2 separate regions of the Homo sapiens genome follow, and region 1 is linked to region 2. A link is a contact called in ENCODE Hi-C or POLR2A ChIA-PET data. All regions are on one chromosome and are shown on one strand. The core of a region is the stretch at or near the end of the contact, and the rest is flanking DNA. Distances in the headings are between cores, read along the strand shown.

Region 1 (3,601 bases), core at 80-2,579, 550 kb before region 2:
ATTCAGCCACCAGTATGCCATTTCTGCCCCGGGTGGAAAAGATTCAAAAATAAGACACCAATTGTCAGTAATACAAAGTGGATGGATGCAGTGGTGGACACAAAGCAAACACTGAAGGGGAGACGATGTACGGGGGCAAAAGAAAGAAAAACATTAACAGCTAGGTTGTGACTTGGTGTTGGGTGTGTTTTCACAGAAGGGAGTCGCCAGTCATTCCTATAAAGCAGTCTTCTAAACCAAAGGATAAAGGTGTGGTAGGCTATCTTTTGAAGTGAGCATGTAAAATTCCTGGAAGGAAAAGTAATGAAGAGCTAACGGTTCTTGGAAAGAGGTTCTGAGAAGTGACTGGGATTTATAACAAGATACTCTTTTACGCAGAGTTGTGAAGTGGAAAGAACTAAACTGGAATACCAGCTCCAAGTATGACCTTGGGCAAGTTACTTAACCAATCTAGAGTCTCAATTGCAAAATGCAGATAATACCTCACAGGATTGCTGTAAGATTAAATAAGATAATGGATAGGAAAGCTGTTAATGCGATACAAATAACAGGTATCATTAGGAGTTACATTCTCCACCCACTTACAACATTATATGTCCATGACCTTGGGCGTGATTTCAGCTCTTTGCACCTCGGTTTCCTCATCTATAAAATGGGGAGGATGATACCATCTACCCTATAAACACTCTGAGGATCAAAGGAGACCATAGATGAGACATCAATGCCTTGAAAACCGTACAGTGCTAAACGTATAGAAACTGCCATCGTTGCTGATACATTTGATGCATGTCAAGGGCCGTGTTTATGCAGGGAAGCACGTATTTTTATGCTATACAGGTGAGGAAGCCTCTCATGCATTTATGCATCCAGGAGTGGGGCACGGGGCACAGATGCACATCTACGGATTCCGGGGGTGTGACTTGCACGCTTGAGAGGAGGACCGGAGGTCAAGCTGCTGGGCCAGGAATCAGAGGAGTGGGCGCTACAGTGGGGGTAGTGGGATGCAGGATGCATGGATGGAAAAGGCTGGGGGCACAAACACGCATGCCCAAGCCGGAAACGTTTTCGGGGGAGAGCAATGCGCATCCCCGGAATGAGGGGGGTGGGGAAGGATGCGATGTGCAAGCACGGAGGGCGGCCCGGGGGTGCGATACCGCACGCCCGGGGCCAGGACTCTTTACCTTGTCGCTGTAATCCCTCAGGACCCGCTCGATAGCCCCTGCTTCGCCGGCCCGGACGATGTAGAGGGCGCGCTCCTCATCCATGGCCGCAGGTGCGGGGGAGCCGCGGCCGCTCTGCGCGCCCAAGCCGCTGCCTCCAGGTAAACGCCTCGCGCCCCCGCTCGCTCCTTCCCAGCTTCCTTCCTTCCCTCTTTCCCTCCCTCCGTCCTGCCTCCAACCCGCCAGCCTCCGCCCGGGCCGGCCCGACGTCACCGCCCCTCAACTTTCACCCCGCGACGTCACCGCTCCCCCAGCAACCGGCGCCTCACGGCCGCCCCTGACAAGGCCCAGGACTCGGTCGAGGCCTGGCTAGCGGACCGAGGCGGAGTCAGGCCCAAGGCCCTGCTTGCTCTCCTGCCTCTCCCTCCCTCGGAGAACTGTCCAGTCTTTTAAGGGGGCTTTCACAGACTGAACCGTTCTTCTTTCCTGACCCTCCTCTATGAATCATTCTCAAAGGACTAGAGCAACCCGGCTCTTCCCCGCCCATCTATGAACCAGCCGCTAAATGGACTGCAATTCCCTGCATGCAATGGGGCTATCCCGCTCTTCCATCTAATTTACTGGCGTGCCGAATGGCATGCTGGGATTGGTAGTCATCCAGCCGGAAAGAATTCCCGCCAAGGGCATGCTGGGAACTGTGGTACCGCGAGGGCCGGAAACGGGAGTCTGGCGGCCGCCTGAGGCCAGCGGCGGGGAGACCGTTAGAGGGAGGGTCTAAGCGTCTGCTTCGGTTTTGTTCGTTATGTCGCTGACTGTCCTGCTTCAGTCTCGGCTGGCTGGGCTGGCTGGACTGGCCGACGGTCGCGGAAACTGCCATCCCTTGGTGGGAACTGTCAAGCACGGTTTAATTCCCTTTTCTCATTTAGCGGTTTCGGTCTCGGGAATTCCTTCCACCCTTATTTGCGTTCTTGTTATGTACTCAGCTACAGTAATGTGGGAAATAATTGAAGGCAGTTATCTGGATAAAAGAGGACTCGGCGATTTTCTGCCTTAATACTAATCTCTAGCATGCATCTCGTGCCACCGGGGCTCCAGACTCTCTTAGGTAATTTCCCTATATCCTCTAATTCTCCCAACACAAATTTTTGTGGAAATAAAAAGGAACCCGAATAGTTTCAGTAATTTATCCTAAGTCACACGGCCAGAGAATGGGAAAGTCGAGGTTTGAAACCAGGCCTTTCCCCCCGAAGCGGCCGCTCTACGACCTCCGGGAACTGTAATAATACCGATACAGTAGCGGTGGTGGTGATGACAAAGATTCCCATTGCCCCGGTGGTAATTACGTGTCAGGCACTCTGTTAATACTTCACCTGTGTTAGCTCAATCAATTTCATACACATTCATTCAACAAATATTTGAGAGCCTGTGCTGTGCCCAGGTGCTGTTAAATGCAGTGTGGATACAGTGGGCCCAAAGTAAAGTCCCTGCCTTCATGGAGCTTCCATTCTAGTGAGCACCCATATGAGTTATTCTCATTTTAAGATGAGGAAACTGAGTCTTGGAGAGGTTAGTTGGTTAATTTATCAAAATTGCAGATTTTTGGAAACTGAATTTGAACTCAGAGCCTGTGCTCTTTCTGCTCTCCCAAGCTTTTTTTTGATGGAAAGTGGATGAATTCTCCAAGTAATTTCAAGTTTTCCATTCCAAGCAGCCTTTACCCATAATCATCCTTGATGTCTCCCCTACCAGTCTCTCCCTCTTGAGCTGTGCTGAAGAGGAACTAGAGGGGGCAAAAGTTTATTTATCTAATGATTGAATTTCTTCTATGCTGTGGTAGATATTCTGCTAGATACTGGGAATTCGGAAATAAGAACGAACATGGGACCTGAGTTTATGGAGCTTTTGGTCTTTCTGTATATTATACTTTCCATGCAGCAAACATTTATTGAGCATATTTGAGTCAGGCATTGGGGTAGGTGCTCTGTAATAAATTAAGTCAGAAAGATTTTAATCCATCTCTCCAAAAAGCACATTTTAGTAAGGTCATGGAATAGTTAGCTAATTTTCTAAGCTAATAGTAACATCTTGCAATTGTTTTTAACAGTTTACAGAACTTTTTAATACTTCTAATCTCAATGGATCATTGGGGAAGGTATTGTTCCCACTTTATAGATAAGAAAACAGGGTCAGATGAGTTAAGTAACAAGAACTGGGACAAAAACTGAGAGCTGTTAACAAAGTATTTGGGTGCCTGCTCTGTGTCCAGTACAGAATTAAGTGCTTTGGGGGTATCCATATATTTATTTTTGGAGCAAGGGTCTCCCAGAGACGATATTAAACGAGCACAAAGTATCTTATTTCCGTAGAGATGTTTCTCTTTAGAATTCTTTTAGAAGGTCTCTGACATTTCAGACACATGTCTTTGAAATGTCTGTTTGCCA
Region 2 (3,645 bases), core at 1,115-3,614:
CAATAAAGGGCAGCTGTTTGAGAACATACTGACTTCTGAACTGGACACTGCATTTGTCCTGATGGTCAGTAACTCAGAGAGAAAAAGAGAGGGTGAGGTGTAGTGGACGTTTTCTTCGTCATACCCCTCTGACTGGGTTCACAGAGGGAGGACCTAAAACCTCAGAGGCAGAGGGTTGAATTGCCCTTCCCCGTCTTCAGGATGTGTTTGGTCAAGGGATTGATTCCACCTACTGTCATTTATTATAAACTGGGTGCTGAGCTGCATTTGCTCAGCGGAGATGAGATGAAAGATGAAGTCTTCCTCTTTGAGAGGCTCCCAGCCAAACAGGGGACACAGACATGTAAATGGCACCATAATCACATGCAGGGTGACCTGTGCAGCGGTCAAGGGACCACATGAGGACTGCTGGGTCCTGGACATGTGTTGTTGCCTGCCCAGCATCCAGTCCTCCTTCATTTGGTGACCACTTCTCTGTTTTCTGTTAGGGAATCACCCCTTCCCCACTCTCAGTCCATTTGGCTTTGATGAGACTGACTGGGCTGAGTGCATGACCCAGGTTTGGCCAATCAGAAATCTGGTTTGACTTGTGCAGGAGGAATACAGGTCGCCATCCAGTCCATTGACTACTGCTGGAACTTTCTGGAAAGGGATGCTTTCTGCCCACCGGGACTGCCAAGCTGGATAAATGCCCAGGGCTGCTAAAGGCCACCACATGTGCAGAGTCCACTGAGAATGAGGCCAGCATAGAAGAAAACAGAACCAAGAGTCGGCAAAACACAGGTTCCTGAGGACATAGTTTGAACACCCAGGTCACTTGTGCTAGAGGCCATGTGTGTCTCCACAGAGCCCCTGAACACCACTGTGTCCCCTTTCCTGCGCACAAGGCGACATGCAGCCGTGGAGAGAATGGGCACAGCAGCGCCGCTTACGAAGAAAGAAAAGTGGAAACACCGAGAAAGTAGCTACAAGATCAGTAAATCCACTATCACTTGTTCATACAATAGACCTCAAAACGACAACAAAAAGGAAGAAATCCTAATCTCATATATCGTGGGGATGAATCTCACAACTAAAATGCTGAGTGAAAAAATAAGCTGCAGACAAAATACACAGTGTGACACTTCAGAAATTCCTTAATTCTTAAAACTAAGACATTTTACCGTGTAAAATAATACTATACATTGTAGTGAAAGTACCAAGAAATGACTAGGAGACCGAATATCCAAATTCAGATCATTTGATTTCTTAGGCTGAGTGGAGGCTACCTAAGTATTCATGATATCACTCATAATACATTTTTTCTCCTTTCAATATTTTATTATGAAAATTCAAACAGCAAAGTTGAAAGAATTGTCCAGCGGACACTCATATATCTACTACTTAGATACTATAATGAACACTTTGCTATGTTTGTGTATCACATATATATCCATCTCCCCATTTTTACAATTTTTTTGAACAGTGTCTTGCTCTGTTCAGAAAAATAAAAAAATATGGGGAGATGGTATATATATATGTGATATATATACGTCCAGGCTGCAGTGCGGTGGCCGATCTTGGCTCACTGTAGCCTCTACCTCCCCAGCTCAAGTGATTCTCCCACCGCAGCCTCCCAAGTAGTAGCCGGGACTAACAGGCGTGCACCACCACACCCGGCTAATTTTTGTGTTTTTGTAGAGACAAGTTCTTGCCTTGTTGCTCACTCTGTTCTTGAATTCCTGGACTTAAGTGATCACCTGCCTTGGCCTCCCAAAGTGCTGGGATTACAGGTGTCAGCCACCATGCCTGGCCTCCCCATATTCCTGATATCTTTTCATAGGTCAGAAATATTTTGTAATTAAACTTTTTTTTTTTAAAGGGGAAGAAACACATAGAGAAAAGCTTATACTTTTAATAGTTAAACTAGTACAGGTCAGAAAACAAATGACGCCTACATATATTACGTGAAGTGCTGCATTTACGCATGATTACTTTTCATAGTAATGATAGCTAAGTAGCCATGTGACAGGCCTTAGAAAGCTAAGGCTGAGAGAAGGCTCTAATCTAATTCTGTTGTTTTACAGATGGGGAGGCTGAGTCTCAGAGAAGTTGTTCACCCAAGCTCATACACTAACTGGCTAAGAAGACAGGGCCTAATTTCTTCTCTTATCCCCCACAATTTGTTTTGGCTCCAGGCCTAAGCACAGATGCAAAATGCTCAGAAGTAAGCGAAGAATCAGGGCAGTTGAGTTGCTGCAGGCAGCAAAACCCACTCTTGGCAGGAAGGGGTGTGGCAGCCTGGCCTTGCTGTGCAAGCCCCCGCGTGTGGCAGCGAACACTCAGGAGCAATACCTGTTGGGTAATGGGGCTGTGGGGAAATCCCGGCCTGTGTTCAAATAGCTGGTGATGTTGTGTTGAAAGAGGCATTACCAACTGGGTGTGGCTGCTGGTGTGAGGACACATCCTGTCCCACAGAGTCCTTCATGGAAACTCAGAAGGCTAGGTCTTTTTGTTTTCTTCCATTCACGGGTATGATCTTGGTTTGCACTCCAGGACGGAGTTCTCACATGGTGTGACAAGAACAGCAGGGATGGGGGAAGTCACCTGGAATCAGGACTCTGGTCCGAATGCTGGCCTGCCGGGCTGTGCTGCCTAGGATAATTCACTTTCCTTCTCTGGGCCTCCATCTGTTTTCCCATCTGAAAAGTGAGGGGAGATAAAGTAATCTTCATGTTCTCTTCCAGATCCAACTTTCCTTGACTTTAACCATTGCACAAGAGTCTTTTGGAGCCTCGGGTGGGCAGGAGGAGGCCTAAGGGAAAAAGGACTAGACAGTGAGCAGATCTCTAGGGGCCAGGGTGGCTTCTGTCTTAACCAAGGGTCTGTTTGTAGCTCCCATGGGGGCCGGCACACACTGGGTCACAATTAATGTTTTCTCATTTATTGGGGTGAAATGGGGAATGTTGGCCGGGCCGGGCTGACATCTTGGATAACCTCATGTGAAGACTATTCACTTTCAGAAGATGCCGGGATGCACCAGTAAAAAATCCAGAGCGGCTCAAGCCCCTGAACTTTCAGCTGGGGAATAGCCCCAAATCAGCTGACTGTGGCAGTAGGAACCCAGAGAACATAATTGAAGTGAGAATTTATTGCCATCTAGTGTCAGAGTCAGGGATCACAGGAATGATTTCTTCATTTTTCGCTCTTGTTCCAGAAAGGGGATAAAATCCAATTGTACCATTAAAAATACCAGAGAAATCCACTATTTAAAAGACCTATGTGTGTATTTCTCTGTGACATGAATGCTTTTGTAATGTGTATACTATCCTACTAATTAGCCCCTTTTGAAAACTTAGGTAATAAAGGGTTTTGTTTAATATGAATCTTTTGTTAGTAGAAGTTTAGATACCGAAAGACCTTTATCGTTCCTATGTCAAGCTAGTTAAGAAGTGCGCAGTGGCTCACGCCTGTAATCCTAGCACTTTGGGAGGTCAAGGTGGGCGGATCACGAGGTCCGGAGATCGAGACCATCCTGGCTAACACGGTGAAACCCCATCTCTACTAAAAACACAAAAAATTAGCTGGGCGTGGTGGCACGTGCCTGTCATCCCAGCTACTCGGGAGGCTGAGGCAGGAGAATCGCTTGAACCTGGGAGGCGGAGG

Evidence for each region. Hi-C counts contacts between places; a loop is a spot of excess contacts on that map. ChIA-PET counts read pairs that join two places held with the same protein, here RNA polymerase II (POLR2A). Pooled maps may share reads with other maps.
Region 1: a map of MCF 10A shows a loop between it and region 2 (4-fold over the local background). The contact joins the promoter of RIC8B here to the enhancer-like site in region 2. A Hi-C loop is called at or near these places in 1 of 168 maps with a recorded cell type or tissue (MCF 10A) and 8 of 50 pooled maps. POLR2A ChIA-PET finds 5 or more read pairs at or near these places in 1 of 52 experiments (WTC11).

What each region holds. Positions count from the first base shown.
Region 1 is chr12:106,772,410-106,776,010 of GRCh38, reverse strand. RIC8B (RIC8 guanine nucleotide exchange factor B) reads right to left here and starts at 1,329. Exons shown (of 10, transcript NM_001330145.2): 1 at 1,182-1,329. The coding sequence starts at 1,265. It overlaps LOC100287944 (a long non-coding RNA gene), which reads left to right and starts at 1,180. Exons shown (of 4, transcript NR_040246.1): 1 at 1,180-1,321. RefSeq lists enhancers at 809-858, 1,629-2,180 and a silencer at 1,189-1,418.
Region 2 is chr12:106,226,475-106,230,119 of GRCh38, reverse strand. No RefSeq gene overlaps it. Among named protein-coding and RNA genes, the nearest start is that of CKAP4, 20 kb to the left of the region's middle. Within about 2 kb of position 2,364, at least 13 of the 41 ENCODE cell types and tissues checked have a DNase peak (open chromatin) inside an H3K27ac peak, as active enhancers do.